2 separate regions of the Homo sapiens genome follow, and region 2 is linked to region 1. A link is an interaction called in ENCODE POLR2A ChIA-PET data of the cell type or tissue named here. Cell type or tissue: B cell. All regions are shown on one strand. Links, peaks and the distances in the headings refer to the core of each region. The heading gives the core; the rest is flanking DNA. Region 1 overlaps TNFRSF8 (TNF receptor superfamily member 8). Region 2 overlaps TNFRSF1B (TNF receptor superfamily member 1B).

Region 1 (16,948 bases), core at 5,105-13,104:
GTAGTCAGACTCAGTGAATGGAATGATAAAATCCAGTTTTAGCATTTTGGCAAGAGATTCTGTTGATTAAAAAAAAATTCTTCCTGAAATTATTGGGCTGGTAAAATCTTTATATTTTTGAGATGGAGTTTCGCTCATGTTGCCCAGGCTGGAGTACAATGGCTCAATCTCGGCTCACCGCAACCTGCACCTCCTGGGTTCAAGCAATTCTCCTGCCTCAGCCTTCTGAGTAGCTGGGGTTACAAGCATTCGCCACCACAGCCGGCTAATGTTGTATTTTTAGAAGAGATGCGGTTTCTCCATGTTGGTCAGGCTGGTCTCGAACTCCCGACCTCAGGTGATCCACCCACCTTGGCCTCTCAAAGTGCTGGGATTACAGGCCTGAGCCACCATGCCCAGCCCCGGGCTGGTAAAATCTTGACCTGTTTGCAAGGCTGTTTTATTGACTTAGAGAGATGAATATCAAGTTTCTGAAGAGATTTCTAACAGGACGGTTGGCTTTACCAGTGTGCAGGAAACTAAAACCCTGACAGTTTTTTGTTGTTGTTGTTTTTTGTTTTTTAAGGGCTTTGAGAGATTTTAACAAATCTCCAGGTGGTTTAAAACAGATGGAAGAGTGGTGACAAAACCAAGGGGAATGGCCAGGCGTGGTGGCTCACGCCTGTGATCCCAGCACTTTGGGAGGCTGAGGCAGGTGGATCACTTGAGGTCAGGAGTTCAAGACCAGCCTGACCAACATGGCAAAACCCCGTCTCTACTAAAAATACACAAATTAGCTGGGTGTGGTGGTGGGCACCGTAGTCCCAGCTACTCAGGAGGTTGAGGCAGGAGAATCGCTTGAACCCGGGAGGCATAGGTTGCAGTGAGCCGAGATTGCACCACTGAACTCCAGCCTGGGCAACAGGGCGAAACTCTGCCTAAAAAAGAAAAAAAACCAAGTGGAGGGAAGGTCACCCAATGTGACTCTGTGAGGGCTGCCAGAGAAGTGAGGGGTGACTTGCTTCTAGGACCCCCAGAGAGGCTCTGGGCTTGGAAGAGGCAGGCAGATGAAGAGCGGGAGGGAAGTTGAGAGGTGTGAGGTGTAGTGGCCTGGGACTACTAAATCTTCAAACACAACTTCAAAATGTATTACAATGGCATGGCATGGCCACTGACCAGTTTGCACAGATGATGCCTGAGTTTTTAATCCCCAGTATTGTCTTTTTTTTTCCTCTTTTTTTAGAGATGGAGTCTCGCTGTCTTGCCCAGGCCGATGTGCAGTGGTGTAATCTCAGCTCACTGCAACCTCCGTCTCCCGGGTTCAGGCAATTCTCCTGCCTCAGCCTCCCGAGTAGCTGGGATTACAGGTGCCCGCCACCACACCCAGCTAATTTTCATATTTTTAGTAGAGACGGGGTTTTGCCATGTTGGCCAGGCTGGTCTGGAACTCCTGACCTCAAGTGATCTGCCCGCCTCCACCTCCCAAAGTGCTGGGATTACAGGTGTGAGCCACCGTGCCTGGCCAACAATTGTCTTCTTGAGTCAGAACATTGAAGGAATATCCGGGGAAAGTTCGGGCCACTAGTGGGGTGCTGTCACTCTGTTTGTAAAGCCCTCTTTACTTGGGTATTTGGAAGTGCACCTGTCAACAGGCTAGCCACACCCCATCACCCTGAAATGGAGGCTGCCAGCTCACACTCTCCGCCCATGGGCCCAGGGTTCCCTGGCCAACTTCCTACTCAGGGAAGAGACCCATTGTGAACAGGACATACTAACACAGCAGAAGAAACTGTCCCCGCTCAGTGACTGGAATATTCAGTAGAGTCCTTAGGATTTTATTTTGTTTGCATAAATGTATGGGGTACAAGTGTAATTTTATTACATGCTTAGATTGGGTGGTGAACTCAGGACGTTTAGGGTATCCCTCACCCAAATAGCATACATTGTACCCCTTAAATAATTTCTCATGGTCCACCTACCTATACCTCCCACCCCCTCACCCTTCTAAGTCTCTGTTGCCTTTTATTCCACTCTCCAGCTCCGTGTGGACACAGTATTTCACTCCCACTTAGAAGTGAGAACAGGCAGTATTTGTCTTTCTGTGTCTGAATGTCTGCACTTAAGAATATGGCCTTCAGTTCCATCCATGTTGCTGCGAAAGACTTGATTTCTTTCCTTATGATGGCTGAGTAGTATTCCATTGTGTATAGATGCCACATTTATCTATTGGTGGATGCAGCATAACCCTCCCCCCCCACCCTTTTCTTTTTGAGACAAAGTCTCGCTCTGTTGCCCAGGCTGGAGTGCAGTGGTATGGTCTCGGCTCACGGCAACCTCTGCCTCCTGGGTTTGAGCTATTCTTGTGCCTCAGCCTCCCAAGTAGCTGGGATTACAGGCGTGCACCACCACACCCGGCTAATTTTTGTATTTTTAGTAGAGACGGGGTTTCACCACATTGGTCAGGCTGGTCTCGAACTCCTGACCCCAGGTGATCTGCCTGCCTCAGCCTCCCAAAGTGCTGGGATTACAGGCGTGAGCCACCGCACCCGGCCAAGCATAACCCTTTTAAAATAAATATGAATGAGCAAAGATTTGTAAGAAAAACCAGCCCTACAAAGGAGAATAAAAAGATACGAAACCAGAAATTCTTACCACACATGAAGCTTTGATAAATCCAGGAATAGAAGAGTACTTAGCAACATTAAATTCGTGTCTGCAGAAAAATTCACGAAGTCGTTACATCCATAAGGTGGGCACAGAATGCTATGAAAAGGAACAATATGGGATCAGAGGGCAAGAAAAGGCTTTTTAGAAAGTGTGCTTGTGATCAGCCCATCATCTCTAGGTTCTCCATTCACCTTTCCATCCCTGCCCTGCCATCAACGATGGCTCCGCCTTTCTCCTCTGTAGGGAGCATGCAGTTAAGCCTTGCCAGCAGAGGGCGCTAGAGGGCCATCGCAGGAGGAAGGAGGCTTCTGGTTGCATTTGTTTTTTTGTTTGTTTGTTTGTTTCTTTTCTTTTTTTGAGACAGAGTCTCACTCTGTCGCCCAGGCTGGAGTGCAGTGACGCGATCTTGGCCCACCACAACCTCCACCTCCCGGGTTCAAGCAGTTTTCCTGCCTCAGCCTCCTGAGTAGCTGGGATTACAGGCACGCGCCACCACGCCTGGCTAATTTTTGTATTTTTAGTAGAGACAGGGTTTCACCATGATGGTCAGGCTGGTCTCGAACTCCTGACCTGGTGATCCGCCTGCCTCGGCCTCGCAAAAGTGCTGGGATTACCGGCGTGAGCCACTGCGCCCGGCCATTTGTTTCTTCTTGCTCCTGCTGCCTGGCCTGGTGACCACCTTGATGTGGCTCTCCCAATGCAGACATTGGCACGTGCCAGGCCTCATGTCTGCAAAAGTGTCCTGACTCCCTGATTCCCTCTGTGCATCCCCCACCAGCCACAGGTCTTTGGCACCCCAAAGTGCTCCAGGCGTCTCCCCCACAGTGGCAGCCTCAATTTCTCTGTGCACCTGACCAGAAGCATAGACTTCAGGTCAAAAGGACCTACCAAGAGCAAAGCAGGATTAATGGAAATTACCCACGCTACATGTAATAGATGCACCACCATGATTTTATCTACCTGCCGGTTGATGGCATTTGGGTTGTTTCCAGTTTAGGGCTATTATGAATGAAAACAGCTGTGAATATTCTTTTTTTTTTTTTAACATGTATGAATTTATCTTATATCTTTTATTATTATTTTTATTATTTTTAGAGACAGGGTCTCACTCTGTGTTCCAGGCTGGAGTGCAGTGGCATGATCTTGGCTCACTGCAGCATTGAACTCCTGGGCTCGGGCGATCCTCCCACCTCAGCCTCCCACAGTGCTGAGATTACTGGCATGAGCCACCATGACTGGCCGATTCTTGTACAAGTCTTTGGGTGGATGTATATTTTCATTTTTCATGGGTAAATACCTAGGAGGAGTGGCTAGGTCATTGTGCTGGTCACATAGTCAGAATGTTTTTGAGGACTAGTCAAAGCTGGATACCTCTGGTCTGATACAACCCCTTCGTTTTACACCCAGAGAGAAGCACAGGGCCGAAGCTAGAACCAGAATGCAGGGATCCCAAGGGTCAGCCCAGAGTACTTCCACTGGAAGACACCACCCACCCACCTCCTTCTTAGTTCTGAACCTAGAATTTACCCAGCTAAATTACAGTCACTTCAGCTAAATTACAATCAAGTTTGAAGGCAGCATAAAAACATTTTCAGACATAAAAGGTCCAGAAGGCTTTTCTTCCTATATCCTCTCCTAGGAAGATATTTGAAGATGTAATTCAGCTAAGTGAGGGGGCAAAAAAGAAAAACAACAGGAAGCCATGGAATCTAGAGACCAGCACTCCATCCTAGCAGAGCAAGGAAGGGAAGTCCCAGAATGATGTGGTATAGACCAGTTGAGCCAGATCAGAGCAGGAAAATGGAAGGAAGGCTCCGAGGAAGTGTTCCCAGGAATAGAAGAGAGAATTGTAGTAAATTTCATGATTAGTAGAGTTGAAAAGCCTGAGGATATGGTGAGGGCACACTGTCCTTTTATCAACAAGAAAAAGAAAGGCAATTGAAAACTCCCGGGAAAAGAAAAAGATGACAAGAAATATACAGTCCAAATATGAAGATGAAATTTCACCTGATTTTAAGCGATTGCTGGATGTACAAAAAGAGAATCTGTTTGGCCTTGATGCTGAGACAATTCTTTAAATGGCCCAAGGACTGGGTGTTTGGATTTAAAGAGAAGTATATCCATCTGGTAAATAATATTTTTTTTAGTTCTTAAATGGAGGCTGAGTAGGCAGGTTCTTTTCTTCTCTTCCAGTAGGCCATTACCAGAGAACACAGGCAGACCAACTAGGGGCTAGACAATGCCTTCTCCTCACCTTCAAATCCAAAGAGGAGGAAAAGGGGAGGATCACTGACTCAGGGAGGAAGAAGGAAAGTTACAAGTTAGGTATAGTATATTCAGAGAGGGGATGAGAGGCACCCAAGGGATACTAGGTTCCCCCCTTCTGCACATACAGGAGGGACAGCAGATCTGTCGCTGGATTTCAGCAGGTGTTTCAGCAGCAGCTGAGACCATGGGCCTGTCTAGTTACATCAGGCTGCCTTGGAGAGCAGGCAGGGGGCTCTCTCCTCATGATGCTGACTGGGAATAGCCACAGTTAATGGGTTTGAGCATCAGAGCTCCAGTCCACTCAAAGTAAGTGTTCACTGAAACCCAATGACCTTTCAAACACTGATTCAAATACTGATTAACGAGCATGTAGGAACCATCATAACACATCGCATCATCTTCCCCATAGTCTCCAGGCTCCAGCTAATTCAGGTAAGAGTCCAGTGACCTTCCCCAAAGAGGGGGGTTCCTCAGAACCCTACAATGCAAGAAATAAATTAATCCTGGCTTTACTTTTTTGTCTATTTGAGGAAAAATCTGAGAGGCGTCACGAACACTTTGTAGAGGGGAGATGTGGGTATGTGTGTGGGGTTGCTTTGTACCACATCAAAAAGGGGTGCCTCCACCAGGGCTCTGGGGGTGGAGAGGTGTAGTGACTGAGCATAACCCACTTCTAATGTGGGCCAAATTATCCTGCCCCAGAAAAGCAGGAAGCTTTGAAGAAGGTGCCCAGTCCCCAGGCAGGAGGCAGTGCCATCCAGAGGAGAGTGCTCTGGGCTGGAACTCGCCATCTCTGTTTCCTGGCTGTAGCTCCAGCCCTGCGGCTCTCTCCATCTGTAAAACAAGGTAGCTGGGTCAGACCAGTGGTGGCCAGCTATGAACTGGCCTTCAGAGACATTCCGTCTGGCCAGCATAGCAATCCAGCCACCCTTCCTAGGCACTCAAGAGGAATGAAATTATACGTTCACACAGAGGCACGCACAAGAATACTCACAGCTGCCTTGTTCGTCATAGTTCAAACTGGAAACAACCCAAATGTCCATCAACTAGCGAACGGGTATGTAAACAGTGGTTCATCTGTACAACAGAACGCCATTTGGCAACAGAAAGGAATGAAGCTGAATGAATATCAAAAACATTATGCAGAGTGGAAGAAGCCAGACCCCAAAGAGTACATACTGCATGATTCTGTCGACATGAAATTCTGGAACAGATACACTCCTCTATAGTGACATAAAGCAGATCGGTGGTTGCCTGGATCTGGAGGTGGGGGCAGAGTGAGTGAGGAGGGGCACTAGGGAACCTTCTGGAGGGATGAGAATGTTCTGTATTTTGATTGGAGTTAGTTACCTTTGTCAGAACTCATCAGGCTGTACACACTTAGGGACATTTTCTTTTTTTATTTTTACTTATTAAAAATAGAGACAGGGTCTTGCTATGTTGCTTAGGCTGGTTTCGAACTCCTGAGCTCAAGTGATCTGCCTGCTTCAGCCTCCCAAAGTGCTGGGATTACAGGCGGGAGCCACCCTACCCTGCCAGGGGATACTTTCTTGTATATAAATGTTGCCTTAGGCTGGGCATGGTGGCTCACGCCTACGATCCCAGCACTTTGGGAGGCTGAGGTGGGCGGATCACTTGAGGTCAGGAGTTCGAGACCAGCCTGGTCAACATGGTGAAACCCTGTTTCTACTAAAAATACAAAAATTAGCTGGGCATGTTGGCAGGCACCTGTAATCCCAGCTACTCAGGAGGCTGAGGCAGGAGAATCACTTGAATCCGGGAGGCAGAAGTTGCAATGAGCTGAGATCGTGCCACTGCACTCCAGTCTGGGCAGCAGAGGAAGACTCAATCTCAAAAAATTAAACATAAATAAATAAATAATTCCTTAATAAAGTTGATTTAAAAGAAAAAAACTTTAAAAATTGAGGCTGTATTTAAACATTAGGCGATTTCAGTTTTCTCTTAAAAGCAAAAGGTCTAGCGTCACTGTTTCACCTTCCTGGGTGACCACAGCTGTTAGAGACAAGTAGCAACTTCTCCACTTTGTTTTATTTATTTTGAGTCTTTCTCTGTCGCCCAGGCTGGAGTGCAGTGGCATGATCTCAGCTCACTGCAGCCTCCACCTCCCGGGTTCAAACGATTCTCCTGCCTCAGCCTCCTGAGTAGCTAGGATTACAGGTGTGTGCCATCACACCTGGCTAATTTTTGTGTTTTTAGTAGAGATGGGGTTTCACCGTGTTGGTCAGGCTGGTCTCGAACTCCTGACCTCAAGTGGTCCTCCTGCCTCAGCCTCCCAAAATGCTGTGATTACAGGTGTGAGCCAATGTGCCTGGCCAGCTTTTCCACTTTGATCTTTTGAAACACAAATCTGACTGTCTTAGCTCCCACGGTGTTGCCTCGCTGGAAGCCACCAGTCCCTGCTGGTTAACTCTTTCCTGGAGACACCAGCCTCCTTGGCGCTGGTTCTCAGATGTTACGTCCCCTCTGCAGATATGGCTGAGAAGGACACCACCTTTGAGGCGCCACCCCTGGGGACCCAGCCGGACTGCAACCCCACCCCAGAGAATGGCGAGGCGCCTGCCAGGTGACTCCCCCACCCCTTCTCTCTGTTTGGCTGCTGCAGGAGGGAGCTGTCCCTGCCATGCCCAGGGGATGCCTGGGAGGCAGCTGGGCTGGGGGTGGAGGTGGGGCCTGGGCTGCTCTTTTGTTAAATGTGTGCCCATCTCTTTGCTGACACCATTGGAAAGCCAGAAGGCCTTGAAACCCAGTCCCTGCCCTCAAAATGCCTGGCAGAGACTCGGGGCAGAGGATCTAGGGGCCCAGGCTCTGGTTGCGCAGTCTCCAGAGAAAGGGAATTATTCCTGAAGACCCACTTCCCTCTTCCCATCTTCATCACTCCTGCCTTGGGCTTCTCCCCGCAGCACCAGCCCCACTCAGAGCTTGCTGGTGGACTCCCAGGCCAGTAAGACGCTGCCCATCCCAACCAGCGCTCCCGTCGCTCTCTCCTCCACGGGGAAGCCCGTTCTGGATGCAGGTAATGGTCCCAGCCCACTCACCCCTACTCCCAGCAGGGGCTTCCTCCTGGGGAAGTGTGGATTGGGGGAGCCAGGAGGGAGCTTCTCCTTTGTGGGTATGGTCTGAGAAGGGGGATTAAGGTTGACCCCAGGTTTCTGGCTTCTTGAGTTGGTGCTGTGGCTCTGGCACTTGCTAGTGACTATTCTTTTCTTTTTGAAACAGTCTCACTCTGTTGCTCAGGCTGGAGGGCAGTGGCACCCATCTTGGCTCACTGCAACCTCCACCTCCCAGGTTCAAGAGATTCTCCTGTCTCAGCCTCCCGAGTAGCTGGGTTTACAGGCGCTTGCCACCACGCCTGGCTAAATTTTTTTTTAATTTTTAGTAGAGACGGGGTTTTGCCATGTTGTCCAGGTTGGTCTCAAACTCCTGACCTCAGGTGATCCACCTGCTTCAGCCTCCCAAAGTGCTAGGATTATAGGTGTGAACCACTGCGCCTGGCTGCTAGTGACTATTCTTTAATTCTTGTAGGCAGGAATTTTTTTCACAGCTTCATCCTCGTGGCTTATAATTGCTACTCAGAAAATAGGTCTTTGTTGATTGATTTCATGACTTTGACTAGTTGTTCGAGCCTTTGAGCCTCAGTTGTCTCATCTATACAATGGTAATGGCAGAGACCGTGCAGGGTTATAAGCAGTGTAGCATTGTAGACGGCCTCTGTCAGAGTTAGCTCTTAGGCTGGACGCGGTGGCTCACGCCTGTAATCCCAGCACTTTGGGAGGCCAAGGTGGGTGGATCACGAGGTCAGGAGTTTGAGACCAGCCTGGCCAACACGATGAAACCACATCTCTACTAAAAATACAAAAATTAGCCAGGCGTGGTGGCGCGCGCCTGTAATCCCAGCTACTCAGGAGGCTGAGGCAGGAGAATCGCTTGAACCCGGGAGGCGGAGGTTGCAAGGTTGCAGTGAGCCGAGATTGCACCGCTGCACTCCAGCCTGAGCAGCAGAATGAGAATCAGTCTCAAACAAAACAAAACAAAACAAAACAAAACAAAACAAAACAAAACAAAACAAACAAAACCCCCAAGAGTTAGCTCTTAGGGAAAGATGCCAGGTTACTCATTTTAGGACTTGCAGTTCTAGTGGCTGACACGAGGTGGCAGTAGTGCTCCGGCCAGAGTTTCTGAAAGTGCGGTCCCGTCTGGCAGCATTGGCACCGGCTGGGAACTTGTTAGGAAAGCAAATTATGGGCCCCATCCCAGACCTAGAGAATCAGAAACTGCACTTTAACAAGATCTCCAGGGCACTCATGTGCACATTAACGTTTGAGAAGCACTTAACTGGCATATACTACTTTTTAAACATCTAAACATGGACTTCAATAAAGTGCAATCACTAGCTCTATGATCTCTGTAAGTGACAAAAGGGAAAAACGAAGCGAGTTTAGTACCGAGGTGTGAAGAAGTAGATCTAGATAGGGGTTAAGAGCGTGGCCCTGCAGTCCCCCCGGCCTGGCCTGGCCTGGGCTGGGGCTCTGCCACTTACTCTCAGGGTGACCTTGGGCAACTTAACGAACTTTCGTGAGCCTCAGCTCCCCTCATTTTTAAACTGAAGGTAGTGACGGTGCCTAGGGCATAGGGTTGGGGATCATTCATTCAGGGAACGCTTGTGGGGTGTGTTTATGTGCAGTGGGGACTCCATGCCTGCCCTCATCAAGCAGGTCTAGAGGGTTGGCCGGGAGGGGACTGGGTTCAACCTCTTCCTTCCCCTCACTGCTTGGCCCTCCCCACCCTGACTCCGGCCACACCAGCAGTGCTGCCAGATGCCGGTCACACCGGGCCCTCGTCCACAGTCCCCAAATTTTGGTCTATTGGACCTCAATTCCTTTGTTCTGGCTCCTAGACGCCTCAATTTCTCACTCTCTAGACACAGTTTGCCCTTCTCTCAGCCTTCAATAGTTGATCAGCTTCCTGGAGCCAGGCGAGGGAGGGCTGGATGAGATAAGAGCCTTGGCTTGGAAAGGACCTGTTGTTGTTAGCCATGATGGAAGCTGTGTCCCAGGAGAAGGAGGAAGTCGTCTGGGGCTGGGGCTGTCTTGTGTGGTTGCAGCAAGGCAAAGAGTGTGGGGCGTCTCTGTGTTCCAGGGCCAGTGCTCTTCTGGGTGATCCTGGTGTTGGTTGTGGTGGTCGGCTCCAGCGCCTTCCTCCTGTGCCACCGGAGGGCCTGCAGGAAGCGAATTCGGCAGAGTAAGTGGCTGTGTCCTTGGGGCCTTGGGGAGGACAGGTTGCTCTCTGCCAGCCTGGCCTGGGTTCTTTCCCTGCCTGCTCCTGCTCTCTGAGGCCGCCACCCCCAGCCTTCCTCCTGGTGTCGTTTCAGAGCTCCACCTGTGCTACCCGGTCCAGACCTCCCAGCCCAAGCTAGAGCTTGTGGGTGAGTGTCCAGCCGTCCAAAGGGGCTGCCCGAGCCAGAGGAACACAGGGCAGCTCTGGGCCCGGGGCGTGGGCTCCAGAGACTGAACTTCTACCCCAGCCTCGAAGCTCCCTGTCTGTGGCTCCTGTCGCATTCTGTACATCTGTAGGGATGCAATGTGGGTGAAAACTCATGCGTGTGGAGAATGCAATGAGGTGAAGACTGTACTGGGTGTGACGACTGTGTGGCTTGCCCAGAGCAGCACCTGGATGGATGCTGGCATGAACGTTTAAAAGTCTATCTTGTCTGTCACTTTTTCCTCCAGTACCCCCAGGGGGCATTCCTGCCAGCCTTGCCTTCCTCTCTACATTCTACCCTCCCTTTCTCCCTCTCCCTCCTTCTCTTTCTCTTTCCCCTCTCTCCCCCTCTTCTACCACCTGGCAAGTCAGCCCAGGGGCAGGAGGGGAAAGGAGCACATGGGGCAAGAGGGACCCTGGTTCTGCCACTTACAAGCTGTGTGACCCTGGGTGAGTTACTGAATTGTCCTGTGTCTCAGTTTCCTCATCCGGAAAATGCAGATGGTAGAATCTACTTCAGAGGCTTGGCCTGTGGATTCGTCGAGGTCGGGCTGTTAAGCGCATCGTGGAGTACCTGCCTGCAATCGGTGGCTGCTGCCTATTGACAGGCTGGCCTGTGCCTGGGGCTTTTTCCTTCCTGGAAGCTTCAGGCCTTCCTGAGTCCTGGGTGCTTCTGACCCCCTCCCTGGTCCCTGCACTCTGATCCCTGCCCAGCCTCTGGGCCAGCTCTTCCAGGCAGCCCTTGGGAGCTGGAACCCTCCTCACCTGTCCAGGCAGGGTCGTCTATACAGCGTGTGTCTTCTAGCTCTCACCTGGGGCAGGGGGCTCCCAGCTATCTTGTGCCAAGCACCTTCTCTCTCCTGGGCAGCCCCTTCAAGGCAGGCCAGGGTCTTCCTCAGCACTGCATGGCATGGATTGGGTGCCTGCTCTGTGCTGGGCTCTGATGGGGGAATCGTCTGAGCCTTCGTTTCTGATTTGCAAGGTGGGCTCCCATACAGGCTTCCTGTACTCCCCCAGTGATGACCTTTGTTCTGCAAGGAGGAGGCAGGGCTCAGCAAGGTGGACGGCTGGCCCAGGGCCACACAGCCTGGCAGTGGCACAGCCAGCCTCAGGCACTGGTCCTAGGGGTTTTGGTTTGTAAAGGGCTCAGCCCTGTCCCCTCTTCCTTCCCCCTGCCAGCTCTGTCCACCATCGCAATGCCTACCCAAGAGCCACGTGCTCAGCCTAAGGCCAGGCCCTGGCCCGTCCCCTGATCTCCCCAGGACCCTTGCAGAGGCCCTTGCATAGGCTGACTGTTGACTTGGGCACAAAAACACAGTCCACTGAGGCATGTTTTGAATTTGACGAGTTTCACAAGCAAGCACTGTGGTCCCTGTGCAAGGGGGGTTTTTGTGTTTTGATAGTTTCAAGCCTGTTTCCATGACCTGTCAGGCTGAGTGTCTCATTGAAACCGGCGTTTGCTTTCTTGACATTTTTCTAGTATTAGAATTTCCATTGCCGTCAGTTTATTTTTTTTCTTCAAACCTCTGTGAGAGCAGTTTTGTTACAGAAGAAAAAAAGAAAGAAAGAAAGAAAACACCTTCCCCTAAGAAGCCAGGTCTACAAAGAACTGAGCCCTGAGACTCAATGGTGGACATCTTATCTCAGGTCGTTTTTGACCCTCTAGCTTCTGGTGGGACCTTGGGGTCTGGGTTCCGAGGCTCAAGATGGACAGAAAGTGAAGCCAAGACAGGCAAGCTCACAGAGCACCGGGTGAGAATGGACCGAGCTGGCCGGATGCCCCTTTCCCTCCTGAGCCGTGGGTGGTGAAGGAGGGAAGGAGCACTGGTTTATTGGCACTGGTTTATTGGTTCGTTCATTCATCTATTCACATGGTCTTCACGGAGCACTTCCTCCTTGCAGGCTCTGTGCCGGGCCCAGAAGCTGTTCTAGCTCCCTCCAAGCTTTTAGACTAATTCCGACTGCCCGCAGAGGCCAAAGGCAGACGGGAGGGGAGTGTGCGCCCCTTGGCCTCCCACATCCCAGACCTGGGGCAGAGGGTGCTCTTGGTTCCTTTGAGCAGTGAGCACATCAGGGATCTGTGGTCCGTGCAGGTGCGATGAGAGGCCCACCAACCAGCCCTCGAGTGGATCGACCTTCCCGTGTGTGTCCTCGGTGACAGGCATTTGCAAAGCACACACGTGATCTCATCCACTCCTCCGGTGGCCTGTGAGGTACTTACTGTTATCCCCGTTGCACAGATTAGCAGCCTAAGGCACAGGATGGTGAAGTAATTCGTTTAAGGCCACGTGCTGGGTGAGCCGTAGGACGGGGATTTTATCGTGGTTGTTGAGATGTTTGTAAAAAGATTTTTCACCCTTGGCACCATTGACATTTGGGAATGGATGGTTCTTTGCTGTGGAGCGCTATCCTATAGGACGTTGTACAGCCCCTCTAGATGCCAGTAACCTTCCCTACTTGGGACAACCAAAAATGTCTCTAGACATTGCCATGTGGCCCCTGGGGAAAACCTCCTGGTTGAGAACCACTGGTCTAAAATTCTTTTTTTTTTTTTTTTTTTGAGACAGAGTCTCGCTCTGTCACCCAGGCTGGAGTGCACTGGTGCCATCTGGGTTCACTGCAACCTCCGCCTCACGGGTTCAAGTGATTCTCCTGCCTCAGCCTCCTGAGTAGCTGGGATTACAGGCTCCTGCCACCATGCCTGGCTAATTTTGGTATTTTTAGTAGAGACGGGGTTTCACCGTGTTGGCCAGGCTGGTCTCAAACTCCTGACCTCATGATCCGCCTGCCTCGGCCTCCCAAAGTGCTGGGTTTGCAGGCATGAGCCACCATGCCTGGCCTTAAAATTCTTTTAATCCTTCATTTTTATGAGCACTTGAGTCATTTTCTATTATTCCAGGGAGATTTAGGTTGAAAGAAATTCTTTTTTTGTTTTGAAACAGTTTCAAACTTATAGAAATGGTATAAGTATGAAGAATTCATTTTGACCTGAACCATTTGAGAGTAACTGACTGACTGGATGTCTCTCACCCCGAAAACTTCAGTGTGTGTTTCAGACAGACAAGGGTGTATTTTACACGATGTGGTAAGGATCGTCAGAATTGGAATTCACACTGATACATGACCCACAATGAATTCTCAGGCCCTGTTGAAGTTTCTTTATTTGTCCCAATAATGTCCTTTATAGCAGAGGACTCCAGCTCAGGGCCACGTGTTACATTTGCTTGTCTGGTTTCTCGAGTCTCCTTCTGTCCGGATCCGTTCCCCAGGCGTTTCTTTCACTTACTGGGAAGAGCGCAGGCTGGTGATTTCATGGATGCTCCTTGCTTTGGGTTTGTCTGGTGTTTTCTCCCGAGTGGATTCAGGTCATGCATCTTGGGCTGGAAGGTCCCAGGAATGATGCTGGCCTCTTCTCTCTCAGGGCGTCCTGCCAGGTTTCGATGTCTCCCTTTCCTGGTGCTGTGTACTTTGAGCGCTCGACGGAGGTGATGTCCTGCCGGGCCTCTCCACTGTGACGTCTCCATTTGCTCCTCGGTCATTACTAAGTCTTTAGGGGCGTTACTTGAGACTATGTCAATAGCCCATTCTTCAGCAGACCTTCATTTTCTCTATTTATTTGTTTATTTTTTTGAGACAGGGTCTGGCTCTGTCACCCAGGCTGGAGTGCAGTAGTGTGATCTCGGCTTACTGCAACCCCCGCCTCCTGGGTTCAAGCAATTCTCCTGCTTCAGCCTCCCAAGTGGCTGGGATTACAGGCGTGTGCCACACAATGCCTGGCTCATTTTTTGTATTTTCAGTAGAGACAGAGTTTCACCATGTTGGCCAGGCTGGTCTCGAACTCCTGGCCTCAAGTGGTCCTCCCGCCTCGGCCTCCCAAAGTTCAGGGATGACAGGCGTGAGCTGCCACCGCGCCCAGCCCAGAACTTAATTTTCTTCACTTACATATTTATATCTGTATGGATTCATGGGGCCCTGTTCTGTTCAATGGGTTGTAATCTCTTACCATCATTTTTTATTTTGGTGCTCAAATGGTCCCAGATGAGGTCAGGGAGAGCCCCTTTAAGCTGGCTCTTGTGTGCTTTGGTGTATCCTCATCCTGTGCTTTGAGCACGTCCCTTATTCTGAGATGTTCCCAGCTTAACTTGTGTGCTCCTGCCCCGGCCCTGGAATCAGCTGCCTCTCCAAGGAGCCCGGGGTTTGCATCTCGGGGTACCTGTTGCCAAAGCCTAGCTGAACCTCTGTGCCAAATTCCCCCCTTGGGCCTGTTCTGCTTCCCACAGCACTGGGGAATCACAGGCCAGAGAGGGGAGGGGACTAAAAGTGGAGAATAACAGGGATGGAAGGGACCGAGAGCTTTACATCGCATGTGAGAACGCACGTGCTCCGTGAGCGTGGGCTTCAGAGCAGCCTGTGACACCGTGCACTTGTGCAAGGGGGCCTGCTGCTGCCCAGCATGGTCCTGGACTTGTGTCCCTGGGGGTACCAGACAGGCTTACAAGAAGACAGTGGTTATTCCAAAAGGCAAGGAAACCAACAAATAAGACTAGCAGATAGAATCAACATTTTTAGGGGAAGAGCAGTTATGAAATCTGACCTCTGTACTTGGCAAGATTTGTTCTGGGTCTTTATCAAAATCCTCATGGGTTGTAACACGGCTCTTGTCAATGTCAGAGCCTTCCAGATTCCGCCTTTTTACCTCTGTGATTTTACACTTGTTTGGGAGAGTCGGTATTGAACTCTGACTTTCCATTCAGTGTGACGGAGTGCAGAGCCATGTTACTTACCATCCTGGGCTTTTCCTGAACCTGCTGTGTGCTCAACAGCATCCTGGACACCTTCTTTTTAAAATAGTTTAATTTTTAAAAATTCTAAGTAGGCCAGGTGTAGTGGCTCACACCTGTAATCCCAGCACTTTGGGAGGCCAAGGTGGGTGGATCACCTGAGGTCGAGAGTTCAAGACCAGCCTGGCCAACAAGACAAAACCCCATCTCTACTAAAAATAAAAAAATTAGCCAGGCATGGTGGCACACACCTGTAATCCCAGCTACTCGGGAGGCTGAGGCAGGAGAATTTCTTGAACCTGGGAGGTGGAGGTTGCAGTGAGCTGAGATTGCACCACTGCACTCCAGGCTGAGCAACAGAGCGAGCCTCCGTCTCAAAACAAACAAACAAACAAACAAAAAAACATTCTAAGTGGCCTTCATTTTTAAGTTTTTTGTTTTTTGTTTTTTGTTTTGGAGACAGGGTGTCACTCTGGAGTGCCATGGTACAATCATGGCTCACTGCAGCCTTGACCTCCTGGGTTCAAGTGATCCCTCAGCCTCCCCAGTAGCTGGGACTACAGATACACACCACCACGCCCAGCTAACTTTTCTATTTTTTGTAGAGACCAGGTCTCCCTTTGTTGTGCAGGCTGGTCTCTAACTCCTGAGCTCAAGTGATCTGCCCACCTCGGCCTCCCAAAGTGCTTGGATTATAGGCGAGAGCCACTGTGCCCAGCTAGTCCTCATTTTTTTTTTGAGGCAGAGTCTCGCTCTGTTGCCCAGGTTGGAGTGCAATGGCGCAATCTCAGCTCACTGCAACCTCTGCTTCCCGGGTTCCAGCAATTCTCCTGCCTCAGCCTCCCGAGTAGCTGGGATTATAGGCGCGCGCCACCATGCCCAGCTAATTTTTGTATTTTTAGTAGAGATGGGGTTTCACCAGGTTGGCCAGGCTGGTCTGGAACTCCTGGCATCGTGATTTGCCCACCTCAGCCTCCCAAAATACTGGGATTACAGGCATGAGCCACCACGCCCAGTCTCATTTTTAAAAATAGTTTTAGATGTACAGAAAATTGGAGAAGACAGCACAGGAGTTCCCACATGCCCCACACCCAGTTTCCTCTGTGATTAGCATCTTAAGCCAGCATCGTTCATTTGTCAAAATATGTGAACCATTATTGACACAGGATTACAAACGAAAGCCCACACTGTGTTCAGGGTTCCCTTGCATTGCCTAAGGTTCCAGGATCCCATCCAGGAGCCACGTCACATTCAGTCATCATGTCGCCTTAGGCTACTCTGGCCTGTGGCCGTTTCTCAGATCTTGTTTCTCAAGACCAGTTTCCCTGATGGCCTTGGCAGTTTTTGAGTATTGATCAGGTGTTTTGCGGGACGCCTGTCTCCTGGGATCTGTCTGATGTCTTCCCCATGATTAGACTGGAGTTATGCATTGGGGGAAGAAGACCACAGAGGTGAAACGTCATGCTCATCACATCAAATCTTGGCTGGGCGCAGTAGCTCATGCCTGTAATCCCAGCACTTTGGGAGGCCAAGCCTGGCAGATCACCTGAGGTCAGGAGTTTGAGACCAGCCTGGCCAACATGGTGAAACCCTGTCTCTACCGAAAATACAAAAATTAGCCGGGTGTCATGACACGCACCTGTAGTCCCAGCTACTTGGGAGGCTGAGGCAGGAGGATCGCTTAAACCCCAGAGGCAGAGGTTGCATTGAGCTGAGAACGTGCCACTACACTCCAGCCTCGGTGACAGAGCGAG
Region 2 (8,000 bases), core at 1-8,000, 74 kb after region 1:
CAATGATGTTTCTCCTTGCCTCCATTGTGTTTACAGAGCACTTTCTCAGAGAGCAGTGGTTTTCAAACTGAATTCTGGGATAGCCCAGTGTCCCACAGAGGGCCCTTGGGCGTGGGGGAAGTGGTCATCTCTCAGGTTTGAGGTAGAGGCTGTGGGGCTGGGCCCTGGGTCCTCCCAAAGCAACTCACCTTTGATCTGTTTTATAAAGTAGGGCCTGCGAAGGCTTTTTGTTAGAGACAGACCAACAGTGTGTCATATCATAGTATTTCATTCATTCTCCATCAGGAAGGCATTTGGCTGCAAGTAACCCCAAACCTACAGGTGACTTTAGAAAAAATGGCTTTATTTTTCTTGCATTGTAAGAAGTCAAGGGGTTGGTGTCTGCTGGAATGGCCTCCACTATCCCCTTGCATGGTGCCAGCAGGACCCCAGGCTCTGTCATCTTTAGTGTGTTGACTTTTGTTCTCTTGTTTGTGGCCTCATGTCATAAGATGGTAATCATCACTTCATATGTCACCTCTAAGTTTGAGGTGGGAAGAAGGGGCAGGTGGCCAGGTCAGCCATGGTGCCCTTATCAGTAAATCGGATGCCTTCCCAGAAGCCCTGGGTAGACTTCTTTCATCTCACTGACCAGACAGTGTCACATGACCACCCCTAGCTGCGAGGGAAGCTGGGAAAGAGGGTGTTTTGCTTTTCCAGCCTCTATGGAGGAGGAGGACAAGGGAGGGGGGTTGGAAGTGGGTATGGGGTGAGCCAGAACATACGTCTGTCACAGCCTTGCACCTGGTAGGCAGGGCAGGTTTTTTACCCAATTTGACAGATGAGAAAACAGAGTCTGATGAGTTTTCTCGACCTCAGGGGCAGGTAGAGAAAGAACTTCTCAACCTCATGGATATTTGAGACAACATCTTACTTAAGGGAGGCCAAGGTGGGAGGATTGCTTGAGTCTAGGAGTTCAAGACCAGCCTGGGAAACACAGTGAGACCCTATCCCTAAACAAAATTAAATAAAATAAATATTTTTAAAAAGGATCTTGGCTGGGCACGGTGGCTCACTCCTGTAATCCCAGCACTTTGGAAGGCCGAGGTAGATGGATCACTTGAGGTCAGGAGTTCAAGACTAGTCTGGCCATCATGGTAAAACCCCATCTCTACTAAAAACAGAAAAATTAGCCAGGCGTGGTGGCACGTGCCTGTAGTCTCAGCTACTCGGGAGGCTGAGGCAGGAGAGTCGCTTGAACCCGGGCAGTGGAGGTTGCAATGAGCTGAGATCACACCACTGCTCTCCAGCCTGGGCAATAGAGCAAGACTCCATCTCAAAAGAAAAAATAAAATAAAATAAATAAATAAAATATCTTACTTAGTTGTGGGGGCTGTCCCGTGCTATTCAGCAGCATCTTTGGTCTTTATTTACTTACATGCCAGCCTCATTCCCACTCCAGTGGTGACAATCAAAAATTCTCCAGACATCACCAAGTGTCCCCTGGAGGGCAAAATCACCCCTAGTGGAGAACCACTGCTCGAGGGAACAGCTCAGCCCTGGGCAGCCCAATACCCGAAGCTTACACCAGGTGTTTGGAATCAGATAGATTGATTTCATCCCCTGATTTTGGTGACAAGAAAAGAGATGCAGGGAGGAAAACTGAGTTGCTCAAGGTCGCACCGCAGTGTGTCTCTGGACTCCCATCTCAGTGCTCTTTGCCCTGCCCTACAGTATTTCAGTGGGGAGGAAATTTTCTCATTCCCCGGCGAGCGAGTTTCACTGCTCCCTTTCTCCAGCTTCAATTCAGTGACACTGACGGTTGCCGCCTGGTGGCGTGCGTAGAGCAGGTGTCTCCCCCAAGCTCTTCCGCAGCAGCCCAGCTGTCACCTTCCCTTTCCCCACCAAGCGTTTCCCAATCCTCTGTGCACTGAAGATGTCCTGGGTGTGGCCTAGCAGCCTCTGCTTCCCTTTTCCATTTTTTTTTTCTTTCTTTCTTTTTTTTTTTTTGAGACAGCTATGTCGCCCAGGCTGCAGTGCAGTGGCGCCCTCTTGGCTCACTGCAGCCTCCGCCTCCCGGGTTCGAGTGGTCATCCCACCTCAGCCTCCCAAGTAGATGGGACTATGGGCATGCGCCACCATGCCTGGCTAATTTTTATATTTTTAGTAGAGACGGGGTTTTGCCATGTTGGCCAGGCTGGTCTCAAACCCCTGACCTCAAGTGATCTGCCCACCTCGGTCTCCCAAAGTACTGGGATGAGAGGCATAAGCCACCACGCCTGGCCCCTTTCCTTTCACTGTTGCTCTCAGTGTTCACTGAATGTGAGTGACTCAAGTATCTGTTGAGTGCCCCAGTGGTGTGTCTAGTGCAGAAAAAAACCCCCAAACCCTGATTTGTGGTGTTTGCTAATTTCTGTGGTATAAACACTCACACTGTAGCCAGTTTCCAACTCCCAAGACCTTCCTGAATATGGAGTTGGGAGGAAATCTGCACAGGCCTGAGCTTATCCCAGCACAGCCCTGGCTGAGCCCTGCCAGGCTCTTTGTGACTGAGTCCCCACGCATCCCTGTGGGGCAGGGAGCATCATCACCCCCATTTTACAGAGGAGGAAACTGAGACTCTGGGAGGTTCCATTTTTCCTGTAGGATTAGATCATTAGGTGAGTGGCATAGCCCAGGTTTGAATCAGGTTTATGCCTGTGTCCCACGCTACTCCTCAACCAGCAGCTACTCCTGATAAGAGGCCAGTGGAGAGTCCTCTTGAGCTGGGCTGCTGGGCTTAGAGTGTGGACTCAGCACCCACCTGCTCCTCCTGCCACAGAAAGAACGTCCAGGGCATGGGAGACAGTGGCGTTCCTTTGTTTAGAAAACACCAACATGTGGCCGGGCGCCATGGCTCACGCCTGTAATCCCAGCACTTTGGGAGGCCGAGGGGGGCGGATCACGAGGTCAGGAGATCGAGACCATCCTGGCTAACACAGTGAAACCCCATCTCTACTAAAAATAAAAAAAATTAGCCGGGCGTGGTGGCGGGCGCCCGTAGTCCCAGCTACTCCGGAGGCTGAGGCAGAATAGCGTGAACCCGGGAGGTGGAGCTTGCAGTGTACTGAGATCGCACCACTGCACTCCAGCCTGGGCGATAGAGCGAGACTCCATCTCAAAAAAAAAAAAAAAAAAAACCAATATGTGAGCTTACCCACAATCACCCCCATGGACACGGACACACTCATGCACGGACCCACGTCTGATAACAGGTGCGAACATTTATCGGGTGTTGAACGGATGCCAGGCACTGTGCCCAGCGTTCTTTATTCTCACAGCCATGCTGCCACACGCAGGCAGTATGATTCTTGTCCCCCATTATATGGCCCAAGAATCATGGGCCCAGAGAAGTTAGTAACTTTCCCAGTGTGGCACAGCTAATGATCACGGCCTGGGACACGAACCTAGGAGTGTCTCTCCTCGCCACCCCAGCGCACACACTCACTACGTCACTCACAGATATGCACACATGCCCCCAACATAGACACACGTGTGCACGCTTCACACCCTCACGCCTGTAGACACAGGTGTGTGAGCCTTGTGAACACACAAACAGACGGACACAGCAGGAACCTGGAGGACCTGGCCCGTGGCTCTGCTGGGTCTCTGCTTCTGCCCAGCAGGGCTGGGCCAGGAGGGGCCGGGAGCTGAGGGTGCTGGCTGGCTGGCTGGCTGGCTGGAATTCTGTTTTTTTTTTTTTTTTTGAGAAAGAGTCTTGCTTTGTCGCCCAGGCTGGAGTGCAGTGGCACAATCTTGGCTCACTGCAAGCTCCGCCTCCCGGGTTCACACCATTCTCCTGCCTCAGCCTCCCAAGTAGCTGGGACTACAGGCACCCACCAGCTCGCCCAGCTAATTTTTTGTATTTTTAGTAGAGACGGGGTTTCACCTTGTTAGCCAGGATGGTCTCAATCTCCTGACCTCGTGATTCGGTGACCACCTCGGCCTCCCAAAGTGCTGGGATTACAGGTGTGAGCCACTGCGCCCGGCCCTGGGATCCTGTGTTTTGAATGAGGCTCCTCAGTACTCGGCTCTACTGGGGTCCCAGCCCAAGGAATAGGACTCAGCCTGCTTCTGTGCCACCTGGGGCTGCTTGAACTTTGCGACTTGTGGCTTGGGAGGAGGGAGGTGGCCGTGACCTTTGGGGGTTTTTGTTCTGCCTGGCTGTAGCCACCAGCAGAGGGGGTGGGGCACAGGCCAGAAAAACCCCTTTTGTGGGGTTGTGAGGAGTGACAATTGGCTGCTTCTCCTCCCCTTCCAGGCTCAGAGCAGGGCTGGGGGGCAGTTGTGGGCAGTGACCAGGGTCAGACCACCTGGGCGGAGGTTCAGCATGAACTTGCAATGCCCTCCATCTCTCCAAAACTGGGGGACCCAGCCCAGGGAGGGTGTGGGGGTTCCTGGGGAAGCTGGTCTAGGCTTCTGCTCCTGCCACGGACCAGCTGTGTGATGCTGGGCACAGGATGCACTTTCTCTGGGCCTCCGTGGCCTCTTGGGGATGGCTTGCACGAGATCCCTCCAGTCCTGAGTGAGAGGCTGTGGCCTTGGGGAATTAAGGGTGCAGGTGGCGCTCAGGTGTCCGAGAAGCCATGGGAGCCGGGGGCTGCAGGGATTGGACAGAGAGGACCCTGGTACTCGCATCTGTTCTCAGACCACATCTGGAATTGTAGCTCCCTCTGGAGGGAGGCAGGAGGTCTCAGCCTTTCTTGGGGGGCGGTGGCACCTGCGCTGCTCGCTCCACCCCTGCTCTCACCTCCCGCTGCAGTGCTGGCGAGCCCCATCAGCCCTTCACTCATCTCTACCCTCCTTCTTTCTGCCTGGGACACTTGTTTTCATCCTGGGCAGGCCAGGGGCCAGGGCAGCTGTTGGGAATGTGGCCTGTGCCATCTCCTTTTTTGCTGGGATCAGAAAACAATCGCTTAGAATTCCAAGGCAAGGGTGTGAGCGCCTGGCCAGCCAGTGGGAACAGACAACAGCCTGGGAGAGGAATTTCCAGCCTCTCTTCAGTGTGCGTGTCTGGAAATGGGGACCTTGCCTTGAGCCTCCAGAGTTGAAACCCCAGACACCCAGGAAAGGCCCTTTGGGATTTAGCCCAGCCACAGTATGTCCTAACCGTGACCTTGGGCAAGTAACTCAATCTCTCCGTGCCTCAGTTTCCACAAAGCAAGGATAACACTGGGTTGTTGGAAGAATCAATATAGATATTGTCTGGAGGGATGTAGGTACAGTGCATGGCATTGGGTGGCACTCAAATGTCAGCTAATAATATTATTATTATTCTACGGGAAGAAGACATCAGGGGAAGTTGCAGAGCAGCCTGTGGGCGGACTCTGGAACAAGAGGCTGAGGCAGTGCAGCAGAGGGTCTCAGACGTGAGCGCTCTCTGCCCCGGAATGATTGACTGAGCGCAAAGGTCTGCACGCTTTCTCTGTAAAGGGCCAGATGGTAGGAATTTCAGGCTTTGTGGACTGTATGGTCTCAGTGACAGCTACTCAAACCTGCCTCTGTAGCAAGAAAGCAGCTACATGCATAGACAGCACACACCCAACTGAGAGTGGTGTGTTCCTATCTAATTGTGCTACTGGACACCCAAACTTGAGCTTCCCACCATTCCATGTGCCGCAAATTATTCTTTTTTTTTGAGATGGAGTTTCACTCTTGTTGCCCAGCCTGGAGTGCAGTGGCTCGATCTCGCCTCACCACAACCTCTGCCTCCCAGGTTCAAGCGATTCTCCTGCCTCAGCCTCCTGAGTAGCTGGGATTACAGGCATGAGCCACCACGCCAGCTAATTTTGTATTTTTAGTAGAGACGGGGTTTTGCCATGTTGGTCAGGCTGGTCCCCAACTCCCTTCCTCAGGTGATCCGCCTGCCTCAGCCTCCCAAAGTGTTGGGATTACAGGCATGAGCCACCAAGCCTGGCCACAAATTATTCTTAAACATTTTTTTTTCAACCATTTAAAACATGAAAACCAGTGGGGTGTGGTGGTGCACGCCTGGTATCCCAGCACTTTGGGAGGCCAGGGTAGGAGGATGGCTTGAGCCCAGGAGTACAAGACCAGCCTGGGTAACATAGCACAACCCTGTCTCTACAAACAATCGACAACAAAAAAATTAGCCAGGAGCAGTGACACGTGCCTGTGGTCTCAGCTACTCAGGAGGTTGAGGCAGGAGGATCACTTGAGCCTGGAAAATCGAGGGCTATAGTCAGCTATGATTGTGCCACTCCACTCCTGCCTGAGCAACAGGGTGAGACCCTGTCTCAAAAAAAAAAAAAAAAAAAAAAAGTGAAAACCATTCTTAGTGGCAGGCTGTACTGGGCCTCTGGGCAATCATTTGCCTAGTTCTGATTTAACAAACTCTTGTATGGAGTTTACTATGTAATAGGCATTGTTTTAAGCACTTTACAAATATTCAGCCATCTAATCTTCACAACAACCCTATGAGGTAGGCTATTATTCTCCCTTTATAGAGTAAAAAAAAAAAAAAAGGCACAGAGAGGTTAAGTAACTTGTCCAAGGTCACACAGCAAGTGAGTGGTAGAGTCATGATTTGCACTTGTGTGGCCTGGGTTTAGAGTCCACACTCTTGGTTGCTAGGCTGGGCCATGTCTCCCTGTGCAGATGGGGTGAAGGAAAGCTGCTTTCCTTCTACTCCCTTATGCAAAATAAGGATGAAAATCCTGCCCCACCTCTAAGACTATTTGGTGAACAGGGCCAGGTATTCTCTGCCCTCATAGGACACTCTAGTAGAGCAGCTGGGTGCTAATAACAGAAACACAGAAACCACGGAGAATCACACCTCCCAAAAAGTGCCGTGTGTGGAAAGAACGTGCAAGGGTGGGCAGAAACGTCACGTAAACTGAGAAGTGCTGATGGCAGGAGGTGTGGATGGCAGTGGGAAGGAAGAGGGGAAGAAAGAGCTGGCTGGTGGGCTGACTGCTCTCCCCTACCACCCCCTGCCCATCCAGCCTCACTTGCCTGCCGATAAGGCCCGGGGTACACAGGGCCCCGAGCAGCAGCACCTGCTGATCACAGCGCCGAGCTCCAGCAGCAGCTCCCTGGAGAGCTCGGCCAGTGCGTTGGACAGAAGGGCGCCCACTCGGAACCAGCCACAGGCACCAGGCGTGGAGGCCAGTGGGGCCGGGGAGGCCCGGGCCAGCACCGGGAGCTCAGGTAAGAGGTGGGAGCACACCTGGCTTCTTCCCAAGCCTCCTTGGTCTTTCTCACCTGGTTTCTGTCTTAGCCATCTCCTCCTGAGCCTCCCCGCAGGGTGGGACGAGGCCTGAGCCACAGGGAACTTCCTTCGGTTCGCTGAACCTAAGTTCCCTCCCGCCTTTGCCCATGCTGGGCCTATCACCTCAAAATCCTCCCTTCTGTGGGACAACCCCAGCTTGTCCAAGTCCCTGGTATCTGGGGGAGGAGTTTTCCTGAAACCTTCTCCCTGCTACCACCCCCAGCTGGCCTGGCTGCTCCTCCGGGCTCACCATGCCCTGGCCTCCCTTTCACAGGACTGTCAGACTGCATGTACAGACATTGTCTTCTCCTGTCTCCCACGCCAGGCTGTGGGACACCTGGTGAGCCTGGATCATCTCATTCATCCCTGTATCTGCAGGCCCAACACGGCCCAGCTACTGATAATTAATCATAACAATCGCTTCTACTTATGGAAGGCTACGGAACAGCAGGCACTGTACTGGGCACTTTACATGCATAAAACTGACCTGCATGTCAATGCTAAGAGATAGTTCCTGTTGTTATCCCATTTTACAGATGAGGAAACTGAGCCCCAGAGAGGTTAAACAGCTTCTTCAAGGGCACATGGCTAGTAAACAGAAGAGCCAGACTCACCCCTAGGCTGTCGGGCTCCAGAGCCCTGGGATTGGAAGATGAATGAAGAAATGGTGGCTCCAGGGCTCCACTCACTGCAGTTTGTTGCTGGGTCTCTTTAGGTCTGAGGCACTGGGACTGTGGGGATTGTGTCCCAT

Evidence for each region. Peaks named below come from ENCODE experiments on the same cell type or tissue, not always from the same donor. Only the 100,000 strongest peaks of a DNase experiment are listed, where the experiment ranks them.
Region 2: POLR2A ChIA-PET joins it to region 1 with 10 read pairs; 22 of 35 experiments call an interaction of 5 or more read pairs at or near these places.

What each region holds. Positions count from the first base shown.
Region 1 is chr1:12,115,880-12,132,827 of GRCh38, forward strand. It overlaps TNFRSF8 (TNF receptor superfamily member 8), which reads left to right. Exons shown (of 15, transcript NM_001243.5): 9 at 7,405-7,498; 10 at 7,836-7,948; 11 at 10,072-10,173; 12 at 10,304-10,357. Among named protein-coding and RNA genes, the nearest start is that of MIR7846, 43 kb to the right of the region's middle. In B cell, for the core only: CTCF peaks have their summits at 9,080 (motif pointing right) and 9,284; DNase peaks (open chromatin) are centred at 9,122, 10,022 and 10,592.
Region 2 is chr1:12,194,984-12,202,983 of GRCh38, forward strand. It overlaps TNFRSF1B (TNF receptor superfamily member 1B), which reads left to right. Exons shown (of 10, transcript NM_001066.3): 9 at 6,984-7,188. Among named protein-coding and RNA genes, the nearest start is that of MIR4632, 7.3 kb to the left of the region's middle. RefSeq lists enhancers at 6,573-7,107, 7,026-7,075, 7,108-7,641 and a silencer at 6,836-7,034. In B cell, for the core only: a CTCF peak has its summit at 1,814 (motif pointing left); DNase peaks (open chromatin) are centred at 1,822, 3,324, 4,160 and 6,898; H3K27ac peaks cover 1,892 bases.